Regions from separate parts of the Mus musculus genome. Here all the other regions are linked to region 2. The links are chromatin loops, found by intact Hi-C in ENCODE. Cell type or tissue: gastrocnemius. All regions are shown on one strand. Links, peaks and the distances in the headings refer to the core of each region. The heading gives the core; the rest is flanking DNA.

What was found. A loop is a pair of places that touch in the nucleus more often than their neighbours do. Peaks named below come from ENCODE experiments on the same cell type or tissue, not always from the same donor. Only the 100,000 strongest peaks of a DNase experiment are listed, where the experiment ranks them.
Region 1: a loop joins it to region 2, with 3 times the contacts of the local background. A loop is called at or near these places in 19 of 42 quality-filtered maps.
Region 3: it touches region 2 in a loop (10-fold over the local background); 28 of 42 quality-filtered maps call a loop at or near these places.

The regions. Positions count from the first base shown.
Region 1 is chr2:28,413,036-28,423,536 of GRCm38, forward strand. No RefSeq gene overlaps it. Among named protein-coding and RNA genes, the nearest start is that of Gm13373, 14 kb to the left of the region's middle. In gastrocnemius, for the core only: CTCF peaks have their summits at 5,239 (motif pointing left) and 7,089 (motif pointing left); DNase peaks (open chromatin) are centred at 1,248, 1,565, 1,946, 2,646 and 5 more places.
Region 2 is chr2:27,767,141-27,777,641 of GRCm38, forward strand. No RefSeq gene overlaps it. Among named protein-coding and RNA genes, the nearest start is that of Gm39777, 66 kb to the right of the region's middle. In gastrocnemius, for the core only: CTCF peaks have their summits at 3,180 (motif pointing right), 4,920 (motif pointing right) and 8,756; DNase peaks (open chromatin) are centred at 3,237, 3,651, 4,532, 4,934 and 2 more places; H3K4me3 peaks cover 570 bases; H3K27ac peaks cover 4,442 bases.
Region 3 is chr2:27,965,082-27,975,582 of GRCm38, forward strand. It overlaps Col5a1 (collagen, type V, alpha 1), which reads left to right. Exons shown (of 66, transcript NM_015734.2): 15 at 170-223; 16 at 516-569; 17 at 1,849-1,902; 18 at 3,058-3,111; 19 at 4,664-4,717; 20 at 6,366-6,410; 21 at 8,067-8,120; 22 at 8,787-8,831; 23 at 9,363-9,416; 24 at 9,612-9,656; 25 at 10,474-10,501. Among named protein-coding and RNA genes, the nearest start is that of Gm13372, 62 kb to the right of the region's middle. In gastrocnemius, for the core only: a CTCF peak has its summit at 4,317; a DNase peak (open chromatin) is centred at 4,329.

The DNA.
Region 1 (10,501 bases), core at 1,067-9,066, 650 kb after region 2:
CAGGCCCACATGTGCAGCTGGCAACTGTTCCAGGAGCCAGGCAGCCTGTGGGCTGCAGCAAGCTTGGGGAAGGAAAGGACGAGGCAGATGGCTCGTGGGAAGGCTGGTGGCACCACCCCCATGTGGGCGGCAGACGCAGACTTCTCCTGGTGCTATCTCCTCCGCACCAGATCAGGAGATGCCATGGGAGGATGGGTTTGGCACAAGAGATGAGCTTCCAGCCTCTCAGTGCCACCCTGGCCTCTAGGAAGATTACATTCAAACTTACACTCGGCACAGTCCCACTGACTCCCAACACCCTGTCCTGCCCTCTGTCGATCCTTCCTCACATGGATGACCCTAGCCACTTTCACTCAGCAGACTGTTCCTATGGGAGAGCTGAAGCCCCAGGGCTTTTACCCCTTAGGATCTTTTCCCAACCAGCCAGTCTTAGAAAAGTGTTTCTAAAATAAGAGGATGGATGCGTGGATGGATGGATGGACAGATAAGTAGATAGATAAATAAGTTGATGTGTCAGTGACAAGGTAGATAGATCTGTGGATAGATGGATAGATGATGGTGGACAAGCTGCAGGTTACATGGGTGGATGGATGAATGGATGACTAAATGAATAGCTTGTGGATATATAGAGATATATATAGATATATGCAAATGGCTAGATACGTAGCAAGTGGGTGGATGGGAGCATGGATGGATGAGCAGATTGATGGATGGATGGATGGATGGATGGATGGCTGGATGGATGGATGGATACATGTGTTGGGTGGGTAGATAGATAAGTGGAAGGATGGATGATAGATGGATAGATAAAGGATGGGTAAATGGTGGGTGAGTGGAAGAATAAACGAGAGGATGCATGGATGCATGGGTGCATGGATGAGTAAATGGATGGACAGATGGATGAATAAATGAGTACATGGATGATGTGGATGGATGGATGGATGGATGGATGGATGGGTAAATGGATTGCTAAATATGTGGGTAGCAGATGAGTGGACAATGGACAATATGGATGGGTACACCCATGAATGGAACTGAGTGGATGAACACCCAGGTGGCATGAATGGATGGATAGACAGAGGATGATGCAGGGTTAGATAGTTGGGTAGACATAGATTATGTGCTTGGCACACAAATGGAAGGACAGTGGACGAAGAGGAGGACCGGGACAGGGCAGGACCTGGGCTTAGATCCAAGGTTGGAGGTGTGAGAACAGGAAGCCCAGGGAGGTGGACTATTTGCCAAGCAGAGCAAGACAGGAGTAATTAAGCCCATGTGCACTTCCCAGAAGCCCCAGCAGCCCTGGCTTCATTAAGGTGCTGGCCAGGGAAATCTCATCAGAAATAGAAATTGAGGTTTGGGCTGCTTCCAGCTGCACACTCTCTAATTCCAACCCAACCACAGCCCAGGAGGGCCCAGCCCACAGTGTCCAGAAGTGAAGAACCCAGAGCAGGAAGTGTCCCTACCTGGATGACACCCCTGACCTTCTGAGGCTCTATTGCCCTCTCCCTCTGGGAAAACCCAACAACACAAATGCCAAGCAATGCCCGGCTTCAGACAACTCAGGATCACCTTCTGTGATCACAGCCCATCCCCCACCGGAGCCCACACATTTCTGTCTGTCCTTCCTCACATGCAGATAGATTTGACAGCCAGACATGTCTCCTCCCTATGTAATCCTACTCATGCGAGTCCCACACAAGACTTTCAATCAGGTTATCATTGCTTCAACTTGCACATGGAGAAACTGAGGCTGACATGAGGTCGTGGTCCCATCAGTGACTTGCCCAGAGTATGGAGTCCAAGGTGTCTATGTGATCAGACTCAGCATCACCAAAGGCATCCAAACAGCGTCACATGCACGGCCAGCACCAACCTTTGCCATCATCTGCAGAGTTGGCACACACCGATTCAGAGGGACCCAGATGCCCACTACCCAAGGAGGCCGAGTAGTCCAGGTCTTGGCCTTGAGTGCTCCTGGCATCTCAGACCTGCAGTACCAAAAACCTACCCTAAAAACCTGTGGCATCTGGACACAACATCCCCATTCTACCAACCTTGTGTTCCCTTTATTTTATAGGTAAGGGAGGCCTCTGCATCCAGCTGAGTGAAGCCCTGGGAAACGCCACATGACTGAGGTGGGTACAGGCAGCCTTCCTAATGCCACATGACTGAGGTGGGTACAGGCAGCCTTCCTAATGCTTAGTGCGTCAGTAGCTGCTGCTGTGTGGCCCAGAGGCAGCGCCTTCCCCTCGCTGGGCCCTCCCAGCACCTTCTCTAGAGGAGCAATGGAGAGGACCCCTTCCGAGCCCACTCAGCACGGTCTGTTCTGTTCAGCAAACCCAACATTTCTAGACCTCTCTGCGTTCATGCCCACACATCCAGAGAGACAGCACCAGAACCTCCCTGTGTTGCAAAAGGAACAAAGGCTGTTTCGTGAGCAAGAATATAAGTTGGCGCCAGCTATAGAATTCTCTGCTTAGTGACCCAGTTTCTCAAGGGGGAGGGGTAGGGGGTTCCGTGTCAAGTTGGAACAAATTAAAATACATTTGTCTTTCATTCGGAAGGAGTCCAGCACAGCAGGAGAGCCAGGCACGGCCTCATTCCAGCATGCCTAGTGCCAAGTCAATTTGCAAAGAGAAGTGTACACATGGCTTGGGGGCAGTGTGGTAGGCCCTTGGGGGTGGGGCTATGGCTCATCCCAAGGCCACTGGCAGTTTGCCATACTCTGTCCAATGTGATGCTGACCGGTGCTTGTGGGTGAAGCTCCCCACCACCCCAGAGTGCTTCTTCGGGGCTGATAGGGATGACAGCCTGCCCCGGTCAGCACACTGTATCAGAGTCCCAAGTGTCACCGATAATCATAGGAACAACAACAATATCACTTACATTTGTTGGCTGCTATGTGTGGGCACTGGGCCAAGCCCTGCCTGTGGACAGGTCACAGGCAGATAAGAACCCAGGGACACAGCAAGAACTGGGGATCAACTTCATCCAGTCTGTCAACAAACACTTCTCTTTTCCTTTAAAATCTTTTTCATACAGTCTATTTTGATGTTTTCCCTCTCTTAGCTCCTCCCAGATTCTATCCACCCATCTTTATATTCTCTCTCTCTCTCCCTCTCTCTCTCTCAAAACAAAGCAAAGCAAAACAAAAGCATAAAACAAAACCAAAATAAAACAAATGAAGTAAAAATGCCAAAATGAAACAAAATTAAAAAAAAAAAAATCCTGTGCACGGTCCTGCCCTGGAGTGTGGTTGATATACCCAGTAACACTCCACTGCGGAAAAACTGGTTTTCCCTTTTCCAGTAAGTATCAGTTGCAGACAGCTTCTTAATTAGGGCTGGGAGCCTGTGGTCACTGGCTCTCTCGGTGCTGGGACCCCATCTAGCTTGAACTTGTGTAAGCAGTCTCTGTGTGTCCTTGTGTGCAGTCTCTGTGTGTCCATATGTCCATCAGTCCTGTTGTGTCTGCAGGACAGTCCTGTGGAGTCATCAGCCACATCTGGTTGGCTCTTAGCATCTTTCTACCTCCTCTTTCACTTAGACCCCAGTTCTATGCACTGAAACCAGAGGAATTCTGGGCTCCAATAGACAAAGGGCAAAGCTGCTTCCCCCACCCTGGGTGACAGAAAACACAAGCTGTGCACAATGAGCTCTATAGCCAGAATGAGGCCACAGGGCGGGGCCCTGCCTGGTGAAGCACAGGTACCAGGAGAGGCCATCAGACAAGGATGAAACAAAAAAGGGACATGGGGTCCTGCAAACCCTCCAGATAGACCATGGCATGCCTTGAAGGCCAAGTCAGGTCTCAGAGTGCCTGAAGCCATGAGTTCCTAGGGCAGGATGGAGGGGCCAGGCACTTGATATTTGCTGAGTCCTCATACTGACTGTGTGGAGAGGGTTGGAGGGCCAAGATAGACTCGTGAGTGTGTGTGTGTGTGTGTGTGTGTGTTGTGTGTGTATGAGTGTCTGTATGTGTGTCTGCGTGTGTGTGCATCTGTGTATGTATGTATGTTTGTGTGTGTATGTCTATGTATGTGTCTGTTTGTGTGTCTGTGTCTGTGTTTCTGTGTGTATGTCTGTGTGTGTGTTTGTGTGTGTGTCTGTGTGTGTATATGTTTGTGTGTGCCTGTGTGTGCATGTGTGTATATGTGTGTATGTATGTGTGTTTGTGTGTGTGTGTCTGTGTATATGCATCTGTGTGTGTCTGTCTGTGTATATGTGTGTGTGTGTATGTGTGCATTTGTGTGTATGTCTGTGTCTATGTACTTGTGTCTGTGTATGTGTCTGTTTGTGAGTGTGTGTGCATATGCACATATATGCACATGTGTGATGTGTCTCTCAGTCTCTCTGTGTCACCCTTTCCCATCCCTCCCTCTCTTACTTAGTCAAGGCCCTCCTGACCTCTCCAGACCTGAGTCTTATGTCAGGAAAAGCTGTGAACAGCCACAGGGTGATGGAGACTCCTGCTCTAGGCCTGTCCTGTAGGTGTGCCCTCATCCTGGCCTACCCTGACCTGTCTCAGGAGGACCCCACTGCCTGCCTTACCCACATTGCTCCATCTACCCCTCCAAGCTGCAGGTTATCTCCTGCCTTTCCTGCACCCTTGAAATTCACATGTCCTTCCTGCCTTAAGATGGCAGACTCCATATGGAGACCCTTGTCCACCTCTCTGGCCCATCCACCTTCACTGAGCCCCTTCTGGCCTGGATCTCATGAGACTACTCTCAGCCCCATCAGAGCTGACCCTCAGGCTGCCCCTTGGCTGAGGGACCAGCCAAGTACAGTGAGACATGCAAGGTGACCGCCACACCTCCCAAACAGCCCCCAAATGGTACAACCCATAATGACCAGAAAGCTTTCCAACTAAGGTGGAACTTTACTACAGGACAGTGGAGAGGCCAGGACACCAGACCAGAGGCTGAAGAACCCACCAAAGGCACTCAGTGAATAGCACTGAACTGGACCTCTGTCTCCAGGTTGCAGGCCCCTGCTCTGTGCCCAGTGGTTGCCCAATACATATCCGTGCCCACCCCAAGCTGCAGCAGGAGAAGTACCCAGGCCCCACACAGGCTGAGGCCTGTGAAGCTCCTTATTCCTCTGACACGGACAGCACTGCAGTCCCAGAGCTCTGCAACCTGCCTCCCTAAGTCACCAGCCACCAGTCAATAACTAGCTAGACACCAGCTACTTGGCACTAACCATTATAGATAAGCTCACAGCACCCCCTGGTGGATGGCTGCAGGCTGACAAGCACTTTCTGTCCATCCTGGCACCACCCCTCCAGCCATCCTGGGGCCCAGAGGCAAAAAGGCATGAGGCTGAAAATGGAAACCTGGTGCTGTCCCTAAGGAAAAGTGAAAAGAAGAAAGACACCTGCCTAACAGACAGTCGGAAGCCTCCTGGCTGTGAGGGTCCCTGTCTCTAACATGGTGGAGCTCAAGACCCAGAGTTCACCTTTCACAAACTGTCTGTGTTTTTCTTTGTGCTAAGGCTTTTCTGGGGCAGCCAGTGCTACTTTGGAGAGATCCACACACTGGGCTCTTGTCTGAGCTTCCCTCCTCAGCTAGGCAGGACAGAGGACCAGCAGAGTCACTCTCCTGAAACTGCCCAGAGCTTCAGAGGCCTGAGAAGAGGTTGCAGTAGCCAAACTGATGAGCTAGAGGCAGCTGGGACTGACTTAGGCAGCCGAGAGTTGGATACAACCTGGGATGGGGGAGGAGGAGAAGGGAGGCAGGGACTCTAGAGGGAAGTGAATCCCTCCATCTTGGCGAGTTGGAGCCAGGAGCCAGGGTTGCAGTCCCAGGAGCAAGATCCGAGAGGAGATAGGAGTCTAGTCTCTCTAAGCTGGGGGAGGGGGGCAATGGCCAATGCAGGAACTCTGCAGAGCTCTGTGATTGTGGGGCCACTGAAGTTACCAGTTCACAAGGCCACAGGAAGGCACAGGATGTGCCAGGCTAGGCTGTGGGTATAACCTGGGGAGAGTCCAGCCAGGAGGAGGGAGCAGAGATGGTATGGAGCAGGAAGGGCAGAAGGAACAAGATGGAGCCTTGGTGTTAGGTCCACAGCCAAGGGACCAGGATATCACTTAGCAGAGCCATCTTTGTGACGTAACAGCAGCCTGAAGCACCTGGCCTGCCTCAGTTTTCCTCCAGGATCTTTGCCTGTTCAGAGCAGAACCCAGTGAGTGACAACAGCCTGGCTTTGGCCGGCAGCCTCAGAGGACAGGTGACCCTTGCAGTGACCCCCCCCCCCTGAAACAAGACTTCCACTTCTGGAGCAGAGGTCTGGGAACAAGTTCTGCCCCTGGTCATCAGGGACAGAGTTGAGACACACACCCCTTCTCTCACCACAGCATCAAGAGCTGCTCACAAGTAGGCTGTGGAGTGGGAAGCAGAATGTTCAGGAAGACAAGGTGTACCCCCAACCTACTGAACCCCAGGAGCACCCATGAGAACCACAGAGAGCCTCGCTGTCCTTGGGGAGACTCGACAACCAACTTTGCAGGGCAGATTGGAATGGTCTTTGCAAAGCTGATTCTCTAGGTGTGCCTGTCCTATAACACTATACCTAGCACTTCCAGAAAGCGAAAGGAGCCCAGAAAACTCATTCTACTAATGTAGTTCTGGAACCAGGGTATCTACAACACTGGCCAACGGGAAACTTATTATGTTGTTTGTTTGCAGTTGGTTTTTTTTTCCTTCTAACAGCTTGGAACCAAGCACAGACATCTAAACAACCATCTTTATTCCAACCAGCCTCCCTTCCCACATTCTGGAGTATATGACCAGTGGCTACCTCGGAACCTGGACACCTCCCTTCCTTTACCAGAGTCGGATAATGGAAGCCAGGGAACCTCAGTGGGTGCAGGTTTTAAGAAGCCATATCGGAACAAAGAACAGGGAGGGACAGAGAGAGAGAGAGAGAGAGAGAGAGAGAGAGAGAGAGAGAGATCCTGTGCTCATCCCAGAGCCTACCCTGCTAGGCTCCCAAGGGCTGGTGGGATGACTGACTGGTTGTTTTTAAGTATTTGAGAAATCAAAGGAAGCACGCTGCTGCCCCCTGCTGGTCATTCTCCTCCCTGTGCCCAGTGGCACCAGCATTCCTGCAAGGCCTGTTCCTGGAGCCTGCTGGGAAGGCCTGGATCCACTGGGACCAGGTTTACCAAAACGCCAGAAGTAGGACAAGGACCACAGTGAGGTGAGACAATGATCTCACGTACAGGGTGGGCACAGGAGAAGCTAAAGAGTCACCAGGATAAAAAAAAAAAAAAATAGGTAATACACCTGTTTACAAGTGAGACTCTCACTGGGCCTGGTAGTGCAGGCCTATAATCTCAGATACTCAAGGTGGGGCAGTTGGATCACAAATTTTGGTCCTGCTTGGACTACAGAAGGAGTTGAAAGCCAGCTTTGGGATTTTCTGTTTCAAATTAAAAAGTTAAACCTGAGCCTAGCTCAGTGGTAGAGTGTTCGCCTCTCATGAACAAGGCCCTGGGCTCAGCCCTAGAGCTGAGAAGGAAAAGCCAGCCTGGAGATAAAACTAAGCTGCAAGAGCACTTGCCAAGCATGCATAAAATGTACGGGCCTTAAGCTCCATCCCAGTACCACATATACAGCCGTAGCGGTGCAAGCCTGTAACCTCCACACTTGGGAAATAGAGGCAGAAGATCAGGAGTTCAAGGCGAACGCAGCTACACAGTGAGTTCAAGGCTAGCTTAGGCTGCTTGAGACCTTAGCTCCCTCTCTGCACAATTATCATGTCCATGGGAGGGCAAAGTGCTCATTAGAGACAGCCTCTAACCTTGCCCAGTACTCCCCCAGGCCTGGATGATACCCAGGACTATGTAGGAAAAGAAACCCAATTCCTAAAGGTTGTCCTTTGACCTCCACATACTTACTGTGGCACAGTCAAAAACAGACAGACAGACAGACAGGCGGACGGACAGACAGACACACTCAATAGATAGATAAATAAATAAGTAAATAAATAAATAAATGAAAGAAATGTCCACAGAGCTAGAACGAAAATAAAAGCTAGCCAGGTGGGGGCTGGAGAGATGTCTGAGCGGTTAAGAGAGCTTGCAGCCAAGCCTGACAACCTGAGTTCAATCCTCAGAACCCAACTAAAAGGGAGCCCCAACCCTCATGGTCTCATTGAGCTGTAGATTTCACCATGCACGTTGTCTTTCTTGGAAGTGGTCACTTGGGTTGAGGCTCTGTGACAGCTTGGATGAGAATGTCACCCACAGGCTCGTGTATCTGAGCACGTGGTCCTTGGTTAGTGGAGATGTTTGGGGGAAGTTATGAAACCTGCAGGATGTGCTCAGAGCCTTGCTGGGAGAAGCACATCACTGGGCACACGCTCTGAGGGTTTACAGCCTCAGCTCACTTGCGGGTCACTCTCTCTGCTTCCAGCGTGCTTCTGAGATCTCATTTCTCAGCTTCCTGCTTCTGCTGCCATGCCTCTCCTGTCGTCATAGACATCTAACCTGCTGGAACCAGAGGCCAAAATGAACTCTCCCTTAAGCTGTCTTTGCTCACGGTGCTTTATCACAGCAACAGAAAGGACACTAATTCAGGCCCTATGGGTCATTAGGAGTTAGATTTCCACGTGTCTGTATTAGACATAAGTCACTGGGTCAGGCACCATGGTGCCAAAGTCTAGTTAGTAAGGAATGGGGTTTCTGGTTTGTTTTCAGCCTGCCCCACACCCATTCTTCCACCCTATAAGCATCAGGGCCCTGCCGGTGAACTGTGAGGGGTTCACCAGGAGGGCTTTGAGTCTCGCCACTCAGAGTAACCCCTTTGGGCCCTGAGACACCCGTGGCAGAGTGTTTCTTCCCTAAAGATAGTATGAAGGGCTAGGAAGATAGCTCGGTCAGTAAAGGGCTAGTAAAGTGCTTGGAAGCTGGAGGACATGAGGTAGAATAAAAAGTCAGATGCTGTGACACACATCTGTGTCCCAGGCTGGGAGGACCAGAGACAGGGGAGGACCCGGCTCGCTGGCCAGCCTGGAAATGAGTTAGTAGCTAAAAGCGTTTGGTCTCACAGACACCCAGGGTCAGTCTCCAGGAACTATATAGTGGCTCGCACCATCTGGAACACTAATTCCAGAGCATCTGACACCTTCTGGCTTCCACAGGCATGGGGTATGCATGTGCCACATCTGTATATATTACACATACGCAGGCAAACACTCATAAACAAAATAAACAAACAAATAAATAAATAAAGCTAAATATTTAAGTTTAATAAGGTGGGTCCTGGCATAATGGCATTTGCCTTTAATCCCAACACCCGGGGGGAGATAGAAACAGCATATCTCTATGAGTTGGAGATTAGCCACGTCTATATAATGAGTTACAGGCTAGTAAGACCCTGACTCAAACTAAAGAAACATACAGTGGAGACTGATTAAGGATGACAACCAGTGTTGACCTCTAGCCTACACATGCACGCACACACACACACAGAGAGAGAGAGAGAGAGAGAGAGAGAGAGAGAGAGAGAGAGAGAGAGAATTAACATGAAGCCATACCCCAACATGGCTGCTGGTAGGGGTGGTGACACTGAGGATGCCAATATCTCTGACCTTCTACCCGCTCTGTAGTGACATCTCTGTTCCTCCCCCTAGTGAGCTGAGGCTGCTTCCACCAGCGGGACAATGAGGCCTTGTGTTTTTGGAGGTGGTCAGTGCTTGGAGGGGCTCCCCCTGGGGTGGGTTCAGGTAAGTGGAGAATTTGAGCAGGTCCACCAGTCAATAGCTGCCACTCAGCTGTCGTCTCCATTATATCAGCAACCCAAGCTGGACCATGTGCCCCAATAGGCACCCACCTCTGTTAGGGGAGAGTCCTGCCTCCTCCCTGGTTCACCCCTGTGTTAGAAAAGACTCCATAAGAAACATAGTCAATAGCCGGGCGTGGTGGCGCACGCCCTTAATCCCAGCACTTAGGAAGCAGAGGCAGGCGGATTTCTGAGTTTGAGGCCAGCCTGGTCTACAAAGTGAGTTCCAGGATAGCCAGAGCTACAGAGAAACCCTGTCTCAAAAAAAAAAAAAAAAAAAGAAAGAAAGAAAGAAAGAAAGGAAGAAAGAAAAGAAAAGAAAAGAAAAGAAAAGAAAAGAAAAGAAAAGAAAAGAAAAGAAAAGAAAAGAAAAGAAAAGAAAAAAAAGAAACATAGTCAAAGCCCAACAAACAACCAGAGGCTGGAGAGATATTTCTGCAGTTAAAGAGTATTGGCTGCTCTTCCAGAAGACCCAGGGTCAATCTCCAGCACCACACGGTCTGTCCAAGAGGACAAGAGGATTTGGTGCCATCTTCTGGCCCCTTCAGGCACTACACATACATGGTACAAAGACATACACGCAGGCAAAAATACTCATTCACATAAGATAAAAACAAAATAATCTACTCTACTGCAAGATTCCACCACAGGCTGGCACAGCCCTTCTCGCTGAGGTCCAGGCCTTCTTGTGCTGCCAGAACCTTTCATGGT
Region 2 (10,501 bases), core at 1,411-9,410:
GTGTGTGTGTGTGTGTGTGTGTGTGTAGGTGTGTGTGTTACACACTCTAAATTCCCAAGATGCACTTGAGGATTCAGAAAGAAGAGAGGCTGTTGCCACCAGAGGCTTCCAGTAGTCCCACTGGATGATGTAGGCCTGAGGCAAACAGGTTTTGAGGGCTGAAGATGGTCCAGCAGTCACCATCCATGCCATGCACCCTGCAGGCTTGAAAACTTATATCTACCACAAACCTTGCCAGGGAACACTGATAACACCTTTCCCTAATAACTCTAAGCTAGAAGTGACAAAGATGTCCTTTGATGACACTCCCCCCCCCCCCCGTACCATGCCATGCTGCTCAGCAATAAATGGGCGGGGTTAGGGGCACCCTAAACATACATGGAAACATCCTAAATGCTTCACACGATGGGAAGATCAAGGAGAGCCCTTCTTTGAGTGTTCTTGGGGGCTCCGCTGAGAGGAAGGCAGAGTTGGTGAAAGCCAGGGTTCTTTTGTAGAGCAGTAAAGTTATTCTGGGCTATCCAGGGTCAGTGGGCTCTTGTCAGCACCTCAGAGGCTTTTGGCATCATGAGGCAACCCACTGCACACAGGAGGTGAGGGTCTTCCAGGGTGGAGGTGGAGGGAGGACATGGTTAGCCTGTGTCATAGGAGTGAGCCTTCTGAAGGGCAAGACAGCTGCCTGGTGGCTTGGCAGAGGGGAGGGTGAACCAGCGGAGGTCAAGAGGGTCATGCCAGAATAATGCAGTAATTGGATTGTAGCTAGAAGTTTGAAATCCACAAGGCTGTGCTCATGTAAATAAATGATTGAATAAATAAACAAAGAGAAGGAAAGAGGAAGGGAAATTCCAAACAAACTTTGCCGCCCTCAGCAGATATTGAGTGGAAGCTTCCGTTTGTGCCTGAGCGTGGGGCCTGCACGGTGACTTCCCCGGAGGCTCGTGTGAGGCTCTCACTAAGAGTCCCAGAAGTCTGAAGCAGCAGTCCCAGTACAAGCTGGGCATGGTGGAAGACTCCTGTAATTCCTTCACTCAGGAGGCCAAGGCAGGAGCACCACATCCCAGTTTTGAGGCCTGGCTGAGCTATACATACCAAGAGCCTTTCTTTAAAAAAACAAAACAAAACAACAATAACAATAACAACAACAACAACAACAAATCAGCCCAAGGCTCTCTCTGCCTAGGCCCCAGTAGAACCAGATAGGCAGCACTATACTTCTGACAGACGGAGGCAGAGCAGAAACTGACCAGGAGGAATGCATCAGATGAACCCCACATGGGGCCCTCTAGGCAGCTTAAGGTCTTTAAAAGAGATGTTCTGAGAAACCCAAAGAGATATGGTGAGTAAATGTGACATGATCACAAACTGTCAGTACTACCTCAGTTAAGGGATGTGTTAAAGATGAGACAGAGGGGAGAGCCTGAGGCAGGAGGAGGAGGGATGGGAGGATGAAGGGAGGAGAGAGGGAGGAAGGAAGGGGCCTGGAGGGAGGGAGACACTAGGAACGTGCAGAATCTCTGTTGACAGCAAGTCTTCAGCAAACCTAAAACCATTCTTAGGTTTAAAAATGTATTATGGGGTGTGGTCATTATACAATACCTACTTCAGGTCCTGTTGGAGCCACCAGGAACTAGGCCAGGCGGTTTTTGTTTAGTGTTTACTAGCATATATTAATTCTACATAATAAATACTAGGTTACAGCCAAGTGTGGTGGCACACACTTTTAATCCTAGTAGTCGGGAGGCAGAAGCAGGCAGATCTCTGTGGGTCTAAAGCCAGCCTGTCTACATGGTAATTTTAGAGAAATTGCTGCCAATGTGTTTCCTTAGGAACAGTCTGTCAACAGAAGGCCTGTGAGATACCCTAGCAATAATAAATAAGGACATGGCATTTCTAAAAACACCTGTGGCTTTGTCCCTATCCAAGAAGAAGACAGGGAGGAAGAGAATAGAGCAAGCAACCCATGGTGAGATGAGGCCAGAAAGCGTTTCATGGGCTAGCTCATACCTCCTCCCCATGCACTGCTTCTCCGCTCCCCACCTCTAAACGACTCCCTTGCTCAGTTGTGCTGGGACAAACGCTGCTTTATAAAGTGACTGCTGGCTTGCAGGTGACCATGGGGACTATCCCATCACCAGACAACTCAATGCTTTCTGTGTGCGTGATTAGCACACACAGAAGCGATTACAAGCCTAAGGGTGTTGAGAATCAAAGCACTGTGGCAAGGGACTAGAGGTGCCCACAGTGTGAGACACACTGGACTTCAGAGCAGAACAGCACAGGATGGGGTAGAGGGTAAGCTGGTTCTCTGGAGCTAAAGGGTCCTGGGGTGAGCAGGTGGAGGCTTGAGGGTCAAGCTGTCACGGAGGACTGTGACTTGCCAGGGCCCTGGGTGGGGACAAGTCAGTGGGAAAGTCCAGGAATCTGACAGTAAATGCAAACCAGGTGAGTTTTGAATTCCTCTCATATGACATTCTAAACAGCAAAGGACGATGTCGTGCAATAAGCAAGCAAAGGGAAAATGCACTGTGAGGCAGGGGCTGCTTCAGCCGTGGCTACCATGTTGAGAAGGAAGATCAGAGACCCTGCCTGGGCACAAGAGATGAACACCTGATGACTCGTTCTGTGGCAGCATCAGGACTGTGGAGGGCAACTGTAGAAGCCAATAGAACAACCACCAGCTGCCTGGGAAGGGCTGAGTGCAGACAGGAGCGTAGCTGTCAGTAGTGCCTAGGCATTCCAGGCTTCAGGTCTGACTCTGCCGCCACGCTGGCTCTGGTGGCCACTTCCTGTTGGTGGGATCAGGTATCAGCCCTGCTGGAGAGAGAGCTTTGGAAACTCCTCTACTCCCTGTCTGCCCTTTCCCTGGCAGAGACAGGCTCTTCTGTCTGCAGAAGTTTAATAGCTGGGGTGCAAATCTTGGAGCTGTCAGCAGGCTATGCTGTCTTTCACTTCAAGCTCGACTAAAGACTGCTTTAAAAGGGAGACTTCCGTGGATTATTACATCAAAATAGTTTTGAATGGAAGAGGGAATTCACAAACTATATCCTGCAACCAGATTTTCACCTTTGATGTCACTAGGGGTAGAATTCTCCCTAGACTCGCTACAACCTTGATTTTTTTTTTTATTCCGTTTCTGTCCCAGAGAGTCTCTTGTGAATTGGGTATTTGTCATACACCTGTGAACCAGGCAGGGTACACGAGGCTCCCATGTACCCATATCCACCACGAGAGGGCAGCATCACCTCACTAAGTGCAGATCAATCACACACACACACACACACACACACACACACACACACACACACACACACACACCTACCAGGTCTCCTAGCAACCATTTCCTAGACCCTCAAGGCCCAGATGAGTTCACCTATGCTGCCCCAGACTCAGGAGGCCAAGGTCCTGCCTGGGAATGACCTTAGAGGACAGCAGAGCCCCTGCTTGCTCCTTGATGGTGTGCAGGGCTGAAGAGTGGGAGAGGCGGGTGCTGAACAGAATAACTTCAGCAGACCTTCTATCCTTGTGTCCTAGAGTACCAGTCCTTCAGCATGGTTGGAAGTGTGCTTGAAAACATTGACAGCCCCTTGCTGTCTCTGGCCCCCAGAGCCCCAGTGGGGACAATCAGATGACTAGGTTAAGTGCACATCCAGAGAAGGGAGCTTATGGTTTTGTGGGCTTAACTAGCTGTCTGTGCTGGGCCAGAGCAGAACTGTGTGGCAGTTAGCCAGGGCCTCAGGCAATGGGAGACGTTTGTCTCCAGGCACTGCTTCTCCATATATTCATCTGTTTACCCAGCCATGTAGCCATGCATACCTCCATCTACCCACCCACCCACTCATGCATTCACTACTCATCTGCCCATCTCATCTACTCAACCATCTATCCATCCATCCATCCATCCATCCATCCATCCATCCATCTGCCCATCCACTCATCTGCTCTACCACCCGTCTGTCCATCCATCCATCCATCCATCCATCCATCCATCCATCCATCCATCATCTATATGCATCTACCCATCTACCACCCATTTATCTGTCCCTCCATTTATCCCAGTTCCCCATCTGTCCATCTATCCACCTATCCTCCACCCGTCTACCCATCTGTCCACCTGTCCAATGGTCCATCCCCCATCTGCCCATCCATCCATCCATTTATCACTCAGAAAATACCTTTGGAGATGTGTGGTTAGGCCATGTGCGTGATTCCAGGCAAACGCAGAGTTTTTGTTCAACAGAAAACTCACATGAACCAAATATGCATCTGAAAATTGAAAACTTCCTGCTAGCCACATTAAAATCAGGTGAAGTGAATTTCATATTTTATTTAACCCAGTATGTGAAAGTTTCCATTTCCACATGAATTCAATATGAGCCATAAATAAGGGACTTTTACTTGAATGTTGATCCTGGTCCTCAAGACCTGGTGTATACCTTCCCGTGCCAGCACATCTCCCTTGGGCCCTGCCACAGGTCATGTGCTTAGACCCACTCTATTGTCCGATTAGGGTCTGGAGTGTTCTCCCAGGCCGCATCCTGGCGGCAGGTACAGGCTGAGTGGGCCACTATAGTGAAGTGACCGTACCAGTGGGCAAGGGGACTGGTAAGTCTTCCCAGGTGATGTGGCAATTGAGCTTCAAAGACAAAACAGGGCAAAGAACACCTTCAATGTCATTTCTGGCTATGTCTCCAGAAGATCACCAACAGCCAGAAGGAATCAGGTGTGTTCAGTGGCCCTCACACCAGGCGCTGCGAAGAAACCATGAAGTGAAGTCTTCTGTCACAGCCAAGCTCCGCGCCCCTACTGTGCACGTGGAGCCAGGAGACCCTGTTCTGCACCTCTCCTGGCTGCATCTGGGAGACCCGATGGCCTGCCTTTGGCTGCCTCTGCCCTGCCTGGGCCATCTGGGCAGAGCAGAAACTCACTCTTCCTCCTGCAGGTGGCGCCCTAGAGACCCTGCAGAGCCAGTTGTCCACTGTGATTGGAGAAGGTCCAGTCCTTCCTTTCTGCACTTTGGAGGGGGCTGTGGCTCTTCTAACTGGGTCCAACTACTGTTTCCTAAGCGTTTCTGAGATCACCAAGGCTGCGCTCAACCACTGTGTTATGCTTGGGAAGCTTCCAGAAACTTTTCCCATGTGGCTCAGACACAGAGGGAATTCCTGGAACCCGTCTGTAAGGAGGTTTCTGCTCTGACAATCTTCCTCAAGTCTAACTGAAATCCCTCTTGCTGTTGGTTCAATGCCCTCTTCTTGTGGGGCTGGCTCCCCAGCAGGAACCAGGCAAGTGTTGGTACCTAATGGAGCCCTCCTCCATAATAGCGCTCCCTCAGTTGGGAGGAGCACTGCTTGCCTCCTTCCGGGGCTGAGGTGGCCCATCCCCACCTGCCTGGGGGTCCCAGGAGGGAACAAGTGAGACCCCACAGATATGGTAACACAAGTCTAAGACCTTCTTAAGGGAAGGAAAGAAATTGTGGTCCTTCTCAGGAGGGGCCACACCTATTGCAGCCATGCCAGCCTTGGATCCTGGAAGCTTCCTGGGGGTGGGAGGAGTGTGCAGTGGGAGACCAGTTGGATCTAGGTTTTGTCCTAGGTGGTCTTGGGCCCTGGGCATGTGATGGCCTCTGTCATGACAACCCTACCTTCCTCCTACAGAAGGTCAAATTTTCTCCAGGTTTTACCATCTGTCTCTCCTGCTGCCCCCACAGGGCTCACAGGAGATAAGGTGATGGCCTCCCTGCCCACCTTGCCCTGGGGAGACTATCTAGTCAAGGGTTAACCTGGCAGGCTTGGTTTGGCCACACCCTGCACAGTTTCCAAAGGCATGGCTCTGACCCAACTCCTGGTAGGTGACCTCTGACCTCAGCCCACTTGGAGAGTCTGGCCTGACAGTGTCTGTGTTTGCCTGACCGTCTCGGGTCACCTCAGTGGTCCTTGCTGACAGTGTGATTTATGGTGGGGCCTTGAGCCATGCTAGGTCACTTGATCTCAGCAGAGCTGAGACCGCAATTTTCTTACATGGTGCTCAGGCAGCCCACTTCCAGTAACAACCCCCTCCCCAGTGTGGAGGCCCCATAGGCTCACCTGGCTCACTCACACACATTCAGGAGACCGTGCAGACAACACGCCTTCTCTGGATGGGAACCTGTGACAGTATAGGCCTGGCTTCTCCTGGGCTCTGTCCTCTCTGCTGGTGTCTGCATGCATCCTGTCCCTAAGCAAGCCCCAAGCGTTAGGAGAGCTGCCGGGAGCTCCAAGGCTCTCAACACATCCCTGGATCTGAGGTGGCCTTGGAGACCCAAAGCTTCAGGACTAGCATTTCAGTTGAGTGGTTGGGAGGGCAGGAGACAGGGAGGTGTCGTGGGTCATTCTGTAATAGCCTGGGGCTCATAGGTCTTGCCTTACAGTTTATTGATTCCTTTCCTAGCTTGCTGACCCCTTGATGGCCTCAACTCCCTCTCTCTCTGACTACTTGGGTCAGCACTCCAGGGCAGGAATATACTGGGTAGGGCCAGCATCTCTTAAGATAGCATTGAGGCTTAGTGTTTTGTGGGGCAGTAGAAGCTGGCCACTGCTCCCAGAAAGGCTTCCTTGACATCCAGGAATGGTGGAACATAGCATGTGCCCCTGTGGACAGCTCTCCCATAGTGCCTGTGGCCTAGTAGTTCCAGGTCCAGCCCTGAGCCTTGGGCATAGCTCTTCAGTAAGGGATGCCTGTCCCTGTGTGCTCCTGTGTGGCCCTGTGTGGCCCTTGCTTGCTTTGGAGCCTCTGATGATTGTCCTGCAAAGCTGTAGAGTCCATCCCCTCTTTCCTCTGCTCCAGTGTCTACCTGACCAGGGACTGTGTCTGTCTCCAGGTGGTCTCATCCAGGTGAGGTGAACCCAGCTGCCAGCTCAGACGAAGACTGATCTCAATGAAAGCTCTAGCCACCGCCTTCATAGCATGGAGACCCTAGCTACATGTGTAGTTGGCCCGATGCCAGGTCAGTCTGAACGTGGGCCTGATCTCGACCACAGTGCCTTGGTCTCTACTCAGCCACAGTCTGGCTGAGGCCTCCCCATCTGAGCCAGAGGCAGTGTGAACCCCTCAGCCCCTCAGCCATGTCCTCAGGATCCTAGGCATGGGGTGAAGAAGACATGGACTTTGAAGGGTGTCTGATGTGCCTGATTCTTTGAGTATGGCCACTCCCCCGCCCGCCAGGCCTGTAGACGTGGCTGCCCCCACACTGCCACGTCGCTACTTCCACCCCAGCCGGCAGGAAGCTGCTCACTCTCGCTCCCTCTTTGTAAATTTTTGGAGGGTTGTTGTTGCAGGGAACATCTGGATGGGGCCCAAGGAACATAATAAAAAGGAGAGAGGCCTGGGGAGGAGCGGGGGCTGGAGGTCGGAAAAACCATCTGACTTCGCTTTGCGGAGACAGCTGCAATTATGCTGCCGAGGCTTTTGCAGCCGCTTCAGACCACGCCGCTGACGTCAGTGGGAAACTATGAAGCTCGCCATGGTTTGGTGACACAGAACATGAGATACATCCCAAGCTCCCTCCTAGCCCTGCTTGGAGTGGGATGGCGGATGGGTTTCCCCGGAAGTGCATAGTCCAGGGTCTCTCTAGGGAATAACCGGGCTCTCCCATCCAGGCCTTCCATGTGACAGGAGGCTGAGCACAGAGCTTCATCCCATGCTTACATTGCTAGCTCCATGGAGAGAGGCACCCTGGCCTTTTCTCCAGCAAGCTCTGTCATCCCTCCATCACCCCCCAGGGCCTGACAAGGGACATGGCCATCAGGGTGTCCTTCTTTCGGTGTCCTCCAGCTCCGGCAACTTTTCGATGCTTCCTGTGGTTTTATAGGGCTGGCTGTCAGTGCCTCTCATGGTGTCCTCGATCTTGGCCACTCGCTGTGTACTATGGGGAGGAATGCAGCTCGGACCATCCTTCTGTCCCTCCTGAGCCAGAACAATCCTGAGCTAGGTAGGTGCCTTGCCCCTGTGGTCTTTGTTGTACGAGGAGGTATTGCAAAGATTTCAGGGTCTCCAGGGACACTGGTACATGCAATAGGTCCAGCCCTCCAGGAGGGGTCCACAGCCTCCCTGCTAGGCCTGTGCACTTTCTGCCATTGCAGTCAGGCTCCTCTAGGTTGGAAAGGCTTGCCGCTCGTGAGGACGTGCGGGACATACGTGTTGCCGTCTTTGTACATGGTACAGACATAGGTCTGACAAAACAGCCTCATATTGGTTTTGAAAATGTGGCATAAAATTAAATCTGATGGAGCTGCCTGCTGCCCGCTGCACAGGGAAACAGTGTGAGTGTCTGTGGAAGGCTGTGCTTGGGGACCCAGCCCTGCAGGGCTCAGGCCCTACAGCTCTACCGGGTTGAACAAACCTGTGGCTTCTTAGGGTCCTGTGAGCCATCCCACAGCTTGAAGGTACACTTTATAGGTGGGGAGCTCAGGTCATATCATTTGTCACTGGACTTAGGTTGGCTGGGCCTCTGCCAGGAAGAGAGGCCTAGGTCCTAAAGGCTATGTAGCTGACCTTAGGGCCCTGCTTAGAGAAGCCCTCGCTTTGACAGGAGCCAGGGCCCAAGCAATCTGACAAGAAGCCATCTGGCAGCAGGGATCCCTGAGTCACAGCTGGGATGTGAGCCCCTGGGAGGCCTGAAGACATTTTTTTCCCCCTGTGGAAATAGCTGTGGGCTCCTGAACTGACCCCTCCCGCTGCCTTTGGGGGCCCTGGGGTTGAGCAATACTGTTGTTCACCACTAGTGGGGCTGACCACCTTTGTGGGACTTTCAGTCGGCCTGAGCTGAAGCCAGAGCATCACTCTGTGGCAGACAGCTGGACTTGGGCCTAGTCGTGTCTCAGCGAGGGCTTCTCCTTGGAGCCTCTGTTCTGGTCCCTGTCTGATAGAGCCTCCTGGGCAGGCGACATGGTGGCCATCTTAGACAGGCATACAAGAAGATTAACCTGGCTGAAGTTGTCTCTTGTGACCTGCTCAAGGAAAGGGAAGGGCTGGTAGGCCTTAGGCAGTTGTGTTTGTTCTCCTGAGGCTGGGAAGTGATGTCTGCTGCCTGATGCGACTGCTGGACACGGGGAGCAACTGCTCTGAAAAATTCCCCAATGAAGTCCTTCCCCTGGTTGCCCATTTTTGTGGGAGGCACCTATCTGCCTTGTGTCCCCATTAGGTCTCTGCGGGGGTTCCTGAGTGGTCAGTAAGATTTCTCTGGTGTGCTGGAAGACCTCTGTGTCTCCCAGGGTTAACTGCACATGTACGTAGGGTGATGCTGAGGTTGTAATAGGGGCTTGCGAAGATCAGGAATCTGCAGGAGGGCTGAGACTCACTCCCATCCCACAAGAGGCTGCTCCAGGCTTCAGGTACCCATGGAAGCCGTGACCACAGGAGAGGAAAACTTAAAAGGGAGTTGGTCTCTGCAGCTACCACCAAGGCGAACCCTGCTCCAAGAAGTCCACCAAGGCTGACCCTGTCAGGCCCAACTTCCTCCTTTGCAGGATTCTGCCCAATTCAGCAGTCCCTGTAGACCACAGGGACTGATGGGTGTCCTGCTAACACAGGCACCACACACTGGGTGTAGTTAGCTCTACACTCTGCGTACAGTTGTGACAATGACTTTGGGTCTCCTGCAGTGATTTGGGGCTCACCGCTCACCCCACTTTTGAGAATATCCTTCAGAAAGTAGGGCATGGATCAGAATCAAGTCTGAACCCAGAGCTAGGTCCTAACTTTGGCCCTTAGGAGCAAGGACGTCAGAAATTTGCTCATAGACTTCGGTGATCCTATTGACCCTTCATGAAGGTCTTAAGTTCTGAACTTCCCAGGTCCCCATCTGAGAGATCTGCTGAATGACAGATGAGATGCTGAGAGGCCCATGGAGGAAAGGTACCCACTGAGGGTCGCATAGCTGGCTAATGGTAGTGGCAGTGTCTTGACACAAACTCAGACAGACTTTCATCTGGCTTCTTAGCCTGGTGGAATTAGCACAAACCATGTTGGAGTGTGTATGTGTGTGTGTTTGAGTGTTAGTGTGTGAGTGTGCATATGTGTGAGTGTGTATTTGAGTGTGAGTGTGTGTGAGTGTATGAGTGTGCATATGTGAGTGTGCATGTGTGAGTGTATGTGTGTTTAAGAGTGAATGTTGACTGTGTGCGCGTGTGTGTAAGTGTGTATGTTTGTGTGTGTGTGTGTATGTGTGTGTGTGTGTGTGTGTGTGTGTGTGTGTGTGTGTAGAGGCCTTCTGGAGCTGAGTCCTTAAAAGGCAGCCTTTCTGTAACTTTGTGTTCAATCCTTCCAGAATCTTCCAGCATTCATCAGATACATGATAGCTACTCATTCAGTGTGCCAAAGCGTCCTGCTGCTTCACTGTGTCCTTTATACAGTAGCAGTGTGGTTGGCTGCAGCCGGATGCCACCAGGCCTGCATCAGCTGAAGGTAGATCAGGATACTTCCAAGTGATCGCCATGTGACTGGGCCTCCCCACACAGCTGCAGAGAGC
Region 3 (10,501 bases), core at 727-8,726, 200 kb after region 2:
CACCAGGAGGAGACCTTGGCGGCCATAGGTCTCTGCCTCCTAGAACTCACATTTTTACTTTTGTCACAATAGGCAGGCCAGCCTTGTGATGCGGGCTCCCTACCTGTTCCACACATAGCATCTCATGTCACTTGTTGGTGTACACACTGATTTGATACTGTCTCCCTAGGGTCCTCCTGGGAGTGGCGGTTTGAAAGGTGAGCCAGGAGACATGGGACCTCAGGTACGTGTGTGAACCTACCTCTGCTTTGCTCTCAGGAAGGTGACTCCTGGTTGTTGCTGGTGGTCCAATTGCTGATACTTCTTCAACAGAAGCAGGAAGAATTGTTACTTGATAGCATAGAACAAGCTCTTTGTGTTGTCTGTTGCTAGCCCTCACTAAGGGAATACCCCCAAGATACTCACATGTGAGCAACTCGAAAAACAAGCCTTAGGCTAGGTTGACATGCGTGGGATGAATTTTCTTCCTTAGAAGAGGGACATGTCCTGATGCTTTGTCCTCTGGTTTCTGGCAGGGTCCTCGAGGTGTGCAAGGCCCACCTGGCCCAACAGGGAAGCCTGGAAGACGGGTAAGTGCTTGGTGCTAAGACCATGTGGTATGAGACAGCATCCATGCCCAGATCTGAGGTAGACTGTCCCCTTTAGGACCCATGGTCCCATGTCCACCTCCAAAGCTGTGTCTGAGCCACTGCTTAGGAATAAATGCTGCGTGTCCAGGGCTGAGATGGTTCACTGGTCCCTAAAGCCATGTCCCAGACAGGTCACAGCAGGAGCTGGATCCACATTGTTGATTGTTTGATAGTGGGCCTTATCTTTAGGGACACCTCATGCCTCCTCTCCAGAAATGGCTATGTCGGCTCTGTACGGGTCTTTCTTCAGCTCACTAGCCTCTTGAGATTTCCTGTTGAGTACGCTGTCCTCCTGGATGGATCCAGCTGGTTTCCTCAGGCACACAGCGGCTATAAGATGCCATCCTCTTAAAAAGTGATGACCACACACTAGGAAGGCTAGAAAAGTCTTAATTAACTTGACCTATTTCTACAATCAGACCTTATGTGTTTCATGTGGAGACCAAAACTGCCACTGTCCACACGGCCTGTGTGCCTGACCATGAGCCCATGAGCAACAACCCCAACACATGGTCAGGCATCTATAGGAGACAGAAACGAAGAGGCTGGTGGACCTCGATAGTGAGCAGGGGTTTGGCAGGGAGTTCCTCTCCCTCTAGTGACTGTAGCCTTTATAGCAGACTCTGAAGGTCCAGGCTTGGGGCCTTCAGTCTCAGGGCAATCAACTGGGCACCCTGGGTTTGCTCTTGAACATTTTCCATAACTGAGAAGCAAGTGCAAGAATGGACAAAGACGGCTGACCAGCTGGTCACACAGTGCAGACCCTGCCTTTAGGTCACTGTGTTGTGTGAGTGGGACACACACCCTCTGGGCCGGTCTCATACTTGCTAAGGTGGACTGAGAGAGGCCTTTATCTCTCCCATGCATCTCCAGTCTTTAATTTTCTTCCCGGTAGTAGCAAAGAGCTGAGCTTCTCCATGGTTGTCTGAGGCACGTCACAAGCCAGAAGAGCAAGCTCCCTGTGCCAGAGCTCCCAAATCCCATCATCCTCCACAAGCCTAGAGGACAGGCAACATCAGGCTCCTGGGGCACACTGCCGGCCAGTGGTGTGTCATGGCCTTGGGGCTGTTGGATCTGGGTCCCCTGTCCAGCCTGATGACAGTGGACAATCACCCTTGGTTGGTCGCCTCTCTCTGCTTGGTTTACTGGGAAGCTGCTCCCAGAGGATGTGGCAGGCTGCCTTTTCTTCCTTATGGACATCTTGTCTTCTCTGTTCCAGGGCCGTGCTGGAAGTGATGGAGCCAGAGGCATGCCTGGACAAACAGGCCCCAAGGTAGGCCGTCACCCACACTCATACAGTCACCATCATCCCTGACATCATGTTGATGACATAACTATCATGTTTGATGAGTGTGCCTGCAGGGAGCGTAAGCACTCACTTTGATGAGCCCCCCCCCCCCTAGTGTGTTGAGATGACAGATTGACAGGTGACTTGCATGGGTGAGATTCAGTCTCCTTAAAGGGTCAGGTGCCCTGTTCATGTGGCCAGTGAGTGTGGTGGGGTGGATCAGGGAGAACCCCTTGGGAGTGTGCAGGTAAGCAGACTACACCGTTGGTGCTTGGGTGGCCAGGTGATCTCAAGTCTATGGGACATGAATTTTCCTACCCTGCCTTGGAAAGTCAGGACTCAAGGCCTGTAGGGGTGAGTTGACACAGTCTGTGCTTGAGCAGGGGGCACAGGACTCATATAGACACGTGGCAGCTGTTTTTTCCCCCTGATACTGTGGATGCTGGGCTCATCCCTCTTCCTGTGACCCCGTATGGACTCTCTCATATTCCTGAGTCACCAGGAACTGTCACTGTTCAGTACATCTGTGCTGGGTCCCCTGGTTCCATAGTCTCACTTCCTGTGACCTCCAAGTTAATAAACACTGAAGGCTGTGGATGATGGAAGAATCCCACTGTTCTGTCAAGTAGTTTACGATCTCTTAACTGCAAAGTCATAAAAATACCCCAGTACCCTACTCTGATTTCATCCTACCTGGGTTGAATACCCACATGATGGGCTGCTGGTACTGGGCTCTATGCTGGAATGCAGGAGCCAGGGGTCCCTGCAGGTAAAGATGCAGGGGTCTCCACCAGTGAGTGTGATCACTGGTGTGTGACAGCCCTCAGGACCATGGGGATATTCCTGCAGGGAGAGACTCGGAGCAAATGAGCCCATGCTGACTTTGCAGTGGTCACTGAATAACTTCATGACTACATTCCCAAGGATGCCCTGGCCTTTGGCTTGGGGACAACAGTGTTCCTCTCTTTCCAGCCTCTGCTTTGTTTGGGGAGAGGAGGTGGCATATACAGACTCCACAGTGTCCTGAGGCAGGAGGGCTGTGCATGGCCATAAGAAGGCCCTGAGTCCAGGGTGTTGAATTATGGGTACCCCTAGTTCCTGCTGTGTGGGCTGTTTGGTTCATCTCTCTTGTTCTTGCAGGGTGACCGTGGCTTTGATGGTCTGGCTGGGTTGCCGGGAGAGAAAGGCCATAGAGTGAGTATTTGCTGTGGGATTTGTGGGGGTCTTTTCTTTCCAACAGCCTCAGGTTCCTCCATTTCACAGTGTCTCTGTATGTACTGTGGAGTCTCTCTTAATGGAGAATCTAGTCAAGAGAAGTTGGATTTCCTACATGAGACTTACGAGCATGTCTGGCAAGCACCTCACTCCAGGGTGTCACAGGGGACAGAGAAGTGAGGGAAAATATGTGCTAGAACTAGTTTTAGAATCTTCTAGAAGCCACTTTTTACCTAATGGAGCCTTCACATTCATGGGAAATCTGAACAGCTATCGCATGCAAGCTTAGAGTCAGGACTGTGGCCGCAGGAAGGTAGGGCAGTCTCAGAGCCTGCTGCTAAGGATGGCTGGGGTTGGGCCACTATGGTGCTTGGCCGCCTTTCTCACCGCTCGCTGGGAGTGGTTCCTTTCTTACTTGCTTTACCTTAAAGTGGATTTATTGGTCAAATTTCTCATTTTGGGGCATCCAGGCACACATGTATGTGTATTTACATGTTTGTACAGATATACCTTCACAGGCATACACACAAAGGCACAAGAGCACATATTCATCCATACACATATGCATATATACACATACATTCATAGCCACACACACATATACATATTCACAGGCATACACATATACACACTCATACAAACATGATGACATGTGTGGATACATAGCAAGCATAATCACTTAGGACTCAGATACATATGCACACATTCACAAGCACATATACATACAGTTACACACAGACATAGGCACATAGATATCCATGCGCATATACGTGTATGTAAGCACGCTTGTATGCAAATACATACACATAGGCACAGACATTCATACTTACCTAGTCACACACATACATACAGGGCATACATGCATACATATATATTACCTGCACAAAATACACACAAAGAGGGATGCAACAATACAGTCATGCATACACATGGACAAAAACATGCACATATAGGAACATGGGCTATTGATGAATTAAAAAACATATGCAGATATGTGTCTTACAGTGAAAAATGTCTGTGCTCTGTATACTCTGAATAGTGTCTCACCCACAGCTGCTACTTCTCTGCTCTTTCGTAATTACGTGAAAACAAGCTCACAGTCACCAGTTGTGGGGAGTTGGGAGAGGTGCGTAGTCCTTTGACCAGCTGATGAGAGTATACATTGAGCGCCAGCTACAGGCGACACTGGGAATGACCCTCAGGGATTCTTGGTCCAGCGTGGTCCTTTTTGTGCTGCCCTCCCTCACACTGAATGCACAGTGTGCCTGCCTGTCTGTGGCTCCTGCTAAACCTGCTAGGTGCTCAGGCTGGTGATTCTGCCACCAGCAAGGTATGCAGATGGGGCTCGAGTGCAAGGCTCTTGGCCAGCCACTAGACTGACCTCTCAGCACACGCCCTCCGCCCAGGGGAACTAGGCTTCAAGACTGAGGGTTAGGATTAGGAGGACAGAAAAAAAAGGGGGGAGGGGTTGGGACAGTTGGGAAGGACCTGCTCTGTGGTGGTTAACATTGACCCTGGTTGGTTTTTCTAGGGTGACCCTGGTCCTTCTGGCCCGCCCGGAATCCCAGGAGATGATGGAGAAAGGGTAAGTATCTCTCAGCATCCTTTTACACTGGGAAACTCTGAGTGCAGGCCAGGCAGGGTCGGTAGGGCGGGGGGGGGGGGTAAGGGGGGGAGGAGGAAGCATGCATGTTGGCCCAGGCAGGTGGCTGTGTGCTTCTGAGATTGAAGCAAGGCACAAGCATTCACTTTACTTTACCCTTCTTGCCAATGAGGGTCAAACTGTCATGGGTCTCAGAAAGGAAACCTCTAACTACAGGAGGCAGGTGCCCCAGATCCTGTGGAGGGGAGATGCCAGGGACTTAATGAGCTCAGCGGCTCTGCTGATCTCATCTAAATGAGGTGTCAGATGGAGAAGCAAGGGCTCGGGGAGAGCAGGCGGTGGAGGGATGGGGGAAGTCATTGGTGAAGTAACTGAATATAGGAACAGTGGGGAGGGAAGGGCTGCAGTTGGGCTTCTTAGCCTGGGCTTTTGTACCCAGAGGACTCCTCAGTGTCCATTCCCAGTATCCTCAGCGGCTGGAGGCTGAGCTCATAGGCCACAGCACAGATGTGCACAGCAGAGAATGCATGGCAGGATTTATGGGCTCCTTGCACTATTGTTGGGAGCCCACAAACCCCAGGAAAGTGGGAGCTAGGTGCCATCATCTCTAGATTTTGAACTTTGTCCAGAAAGTTCCCCTCTCTGGACCTTGGCCTAAGCAGCTGCAAGCTGAGGAAGGAGAGGGGTACTTTTGGATGCCTCACCCTCTTGGTTCATGGTGGGTTTCATATGCATGCATTTGTGTGCACATATGCCTTTGTCGACGTATGTGCATTCACAGCATGTGCATACATGTACACTACTGTATATGCATAAGTGTACTCACTCCTAGGTGTGTGCATGTATATGCATGTGTGTGCGTATATGCATGCATATGCAAGTAATATGTGTGGCTGCAGTTATTGAACATAGGCACACATGAGCATATATGCTGGCAGGTGCTATGTGAGCATGCATGGCTGTGTTTGAGGAAGGCAGGAGAACTGAGTTCTGTGGTAGGAAGCAGCATCTGCTAGTGGCCCCTGTGTGGCCTGGTGAACCAGAGCAAGCATCCCATCTGGAGTCAGGAGGAAAAGTTTGCCACTGGATGGCTTGGATCCCGGTAGACCCTGAGCTCACCGAAGTCTGCCTGGGCTCCTCTGCCTCTCCTCTGACACCCTGTTCTTCTGTTTCTGTTACTCATGAGGGTGGCCTAGGCCTTGAACTCAGTGTCTGCCTAACTGCCCTTGCTACAGTTGTGAGTGTAGCTGAGAAGCAGGACCTGCTTCAGAGCCTCACGGTTCCCTGCAGCAGCTGCACCCTTGCAGCTCCAGAATGAGGACAGGGCCCTCTCCAATGGAGCCAGCATTAACACATTAGTGTATGCCTGAGGAGCAGGCAGAGTCCTGCTGTCGGGTGTGTGTGTGTATGTGTGTGTATGTGTGTGTGAGAGAGAGAGAGAGAGAGAGAGACAGAGAGACAGAGAGACAGAGAGAGACAGAGACAGAGAGAGAGAGACAGAGAGAAAGAGAGAGACAGAGACAGAGAGAGAGAGAGACAGAGAGAGAGAGAGAGAGAGAGAGAGATTGTGTGTGTGTGTGTACCCAGGCCTCAATGCTTGTACTTAAACATTTTTTTTCTTTCTCCATAGGGTGACGATGGAGAAGTTGGGCCCAGGGGACTGCCCGGGGAGCCTGTAAGTTGCTGATGGGAGGGACTCTGGGCCTCAGCTCCACAGTCATGAGCTGATGGGTGTGGAGTAGGTTAGAGAGCTTGGTCTAGAGAAAGAGGCACATGACATTTGCCCAGGAAAGAAAAGAGGGAGGACACTAGGGGCTGGGCACCTCTAGGGAGTGTATACTGGCCCTTTCTACAAGAGGAAGATGGGCCTTGGAGAGCTATAGCAAATGCCCAGGGGCACCGTAACCCCAGTGGAATTATGCTGGGTGCCGACGTGCTGCATGGAGGACATTCAGAGGGCCCATGGTGGACACTCAAGTGTGTCAGAGTAGACAGGAAGACACAGTATAGTGGGTGTTCTGCAGGAATCATAACAGTAACAAGGTAGGCATTGAGGGCATGGTGGTAGGTGTCCAAGGTGCTGCAGCAGACATTCCATCAGCAGCTATAGTGGGTGCCGGGCAGTCGAGGGGACTGAATAGGCCCAAGCTTGTCTTAGGCCTGGCAACTACACTCTACAGGGTGGTGCTCAGCTCGCTGCAGGAAAAGCTGCCTTTTGCCAGCCACCTTGTATTTAGGCTTAAAGCATATTTCCACAAGGGCAAAAGGACATTAATTACCCTGCATTTACTGATGTTCAGAAACCTACCTTTATTATCCAAGTCAGGCGGCTGTTTGTATCTGGTGAAGCTAATTGATGAGCTACGCCTTAAACGCCGTGCAGGGCAGAGCCCGGGTCGGCATGCTCAGGTTCATTTGGGATGAAATTATACCCTAGCCGTCTGATTAACCACCGAGGAGGATCCGTCAGCCTTGTTCTCCTTAACACACATCTAAATGGTGCCTTCTGGGTTAGCCGTGTCTCAAACACATGTATAAGACTAAGTATTAAAATAATGAAGGAAGCATTTAAGACGCAGAGAATGTGAAGAAAGGTTGGGCTTTTTTGGTTTGGTTTTGTTTGTTTATGTCCTCCCCAGCCCCATCTAATAGGTTCTGGCAAAATAAGGGCAATTGAGATCCAAGTGTCTTGAGTGAAACCTATAATTTCCTAGGTGGACCATTCCCCTAGACTTCAGTTGCGCCTCAGGCCAGATCTTCAGTGTAGGATGCAGGCATTGGGCACCGCCCTTCAGTGTCCAGAGGAGGGAAGATAGATTGTGGCTCTCCCAAGTAGCTGTCCCCTACAAGGCCCTATAAAGTTTCTTGCAAGTCTGCTGTCTTCTGAACCTGTTCCCTGCTCCCTTGAACTCTGTCATCCCAGAAATGGCAGCATTGCATGTCACTGGGGAGAGAGATTGAAGAAAGACTCGGTGATAAACACGGGACCCAGCAGTACAATGTAACTTCACGAGTTTTCAATAGAGAATTTTGTGCTCACCTTCCTGAGTATCAGAGGCAGGCAGAAAAGACCCCTTACCTTAGGACACCCCTGATGCCTAGCCGGGTCCCTCCATACCAGGAGCGTCCTACTTCTGATCCCCAGTGTCCAGGTGGAGAGGAAGATGGGGTGAGTGACAGTGGGGGCGCATCATGGCAACTCTCTCAGGATTCTGGAGTCACCAGCTGCGCTCTAGTCGGGCACAGGGTACTGGGTGTGGGCTGTACAGGGCAGACAAGCAGGCCACACCTCCAGCCGGGTTCCATCCTTCTTCATCTTTTCTTTTTGCAGGGACCACGTGGTCTGCTTGGGCCAAAAGGCCCCCCAGGGCCTCCTGGACCTCCTGTAAGTTCTGTCACCTCCTGGTGAATGTGTACACAGTATAGCACCAGAAACCCTCTGACCCAGCTAGCAACACCGGGGCCATGGGACCATGGGGCCAGGGGGCCATGCTGACCTTAGTGTATGCCGGCTGTAGGTGTGAGGGGCTATGGGTCATTCATGCTCATACATGAGGAACCAGAAAACGCGTGGTGCTCAGGCAGCTGGCCTTGCTGCTCCTTTAGACTTTTCTACCCCCGTTCTGGCACACAGCACCTGCTGTGCTGCTCTTGCTATTGTTGTTGTTTTCTGTCATAAGCAGTACCTCAGGATGCCACACTGTCCCTCTGCTTAAGAGCCTTCCAGCATTTTGGGGGGTTTGGTTTTGGGAAGGAGGGAGAGGCTCATGGTATTGATTGGGGTTCTCTGTTTTGGGTGGGTGAAATTAGCCTTGCCCTCTTCGGCCTCTCTAGGAGACTTTTTCTAGATTGCAGGGTCTGCTCATATGAGGGTGCTGGGGCCTGACAGCTCAGCTACCTTATTGTGAAGGGTAGTAGCCCCAGCTGTTAGGGGTGGACAGTCGAGACTGTCCTTTCCCCAGAAACTACCCACGTCCAAGTATGCAGAATGGAGTGAGTTATTCTGTGTTGAAAACACCTTTTCTCCCCCTTTTTTATAACTCTCCTGCAGGGTGTAACGGGTATGGATGGCCAGCCTGGCCCAAAAGGAAATGTGGTGAGTCCCAGGGGTCACATGGCCTGGATTTTGGTCATGGTCTGTGGGCACAGTCCATGCCTGGCTGTGGAGGTCTACATCACCTGGAAATTGGGGTAGGAGAGTGGGCACCTTAGCCTCTGGCCCATGGCTTAGTGCTGCCCTCTGGTGGCAAAGCCTCATGTCAGAACCCCAAGTTGATATTTGTTATCCAAAGCCAGCTAGGAGTTGGAAGTCAGTTCCATCAGATGGGTCTGTTTGCTCTATATCCAAGTCAAGGGCGCACATTTCTACCAATAGATTATTGCCTGGCCAGCTCCTGTCAAACTTTTGCCTTGATGGACACCGGGGTGCTGGGTGCAAGTCCACATGCCCTTTGGGTGTAAGGATCTGACACCAAAAGCAGGCAGATTCCCCCTTTCCAGAAAGCTGCTCCCACACATCGACTCCTGGGGTTACTGGTGGAAAAGATGAGGCATGGAAATGGGATTTCCCCCAAATGGGGTGTGGTTCCTAGATCTCTTCTCAGGGCCTTTGCCTCTGTTTTTCTAGGGTCCCCAGGGAGAGCCTGGGCCGCCAGGACAGCAGGGTAATCCTGGTGCCCAGGTAAGTGTCTCAGGAAAAGGTGACTTGGAGGCATCAGGGGTGGGACACAGGTTCTGGCCAAGTGTCTGGGAAGTGCACTTAGCTCTGCCACCAACATGTTTGGTACCTGGATGTGGTGGTCACTGGGAAGATGGTGGAGGGTGAGGAGGGGCCTCTGGTCAGTCCTCTCATTCCTCTGCTGGTTTTTCCTCTTAGGGTCTTCCAGGTCCCCAGGGTGCCATTGGTCCTCCAGGAGAAAAGGTAGGTGGAACAGATGGATGTGTGAAGAGGGGCTGCCTGTCATGGGGCATACGTCTGTGCAGGCCTGGGAGACCTGCAGTCCTTCCATGGCAGGCATGCACACCTTGCTCCTGAAGTTTAGCCCATTATCCAGATTCATATATTGATTTGCCTGCCATCTATGTATAGAGGTGGCAGTTTTAGCAATCTTCAATACCAGCACACACTGTTGACTGTGAAATATGTGCCATTTATCAGAAGATTAAATTGGGCATCTTATTTAGTTGAGTTTTGTTTGGCACATAGACGTACAGTACTTACCGTGTCCTGGGACTTGTACCCTTCCGACAGCATCACAGAGCCCAGGCACGGGCCGTTTCAGGAAGTGCAAACTGTCTAGGTCTCGACCAGCAAGAGCCACTACAGAGGTGGTTCTGATGGAGTCTCCCAGATCCCCGGAGAGCTTAAGAAATGCAGACAGCCAGGCTGTGATGGACCTTGTTAAGAACGTCACAGGATGGTGGCCTGGTGGTCCTGTGGCTGCCCTGCCCTGCCATGGGAGGGATTGCATAGGTGCCAATGGGGAATGTGAGGAAGGTACTGACCTCAGAAGGCTCCTAGGACAGCAGCATCTCAGGAGATGAAAGGGAGAAAGAAGATGGGGGTGGAGGTGATCCCATAGCAGAACTGAAGGTTCTGGTGGAGGAGGCACCTCGTTGGGTGCATGAGTGACAGTGTCTGAATATTTACTTTGGGTGTCTATAGAGAAGGATTGGACATCCCAGGAAAGAAATAAACGTCAGAGGTGTTTGCTCACAGACTGTCTTATTTGCACTAGGGTCCTTTGGGGAAACCAGGTCTCCCAG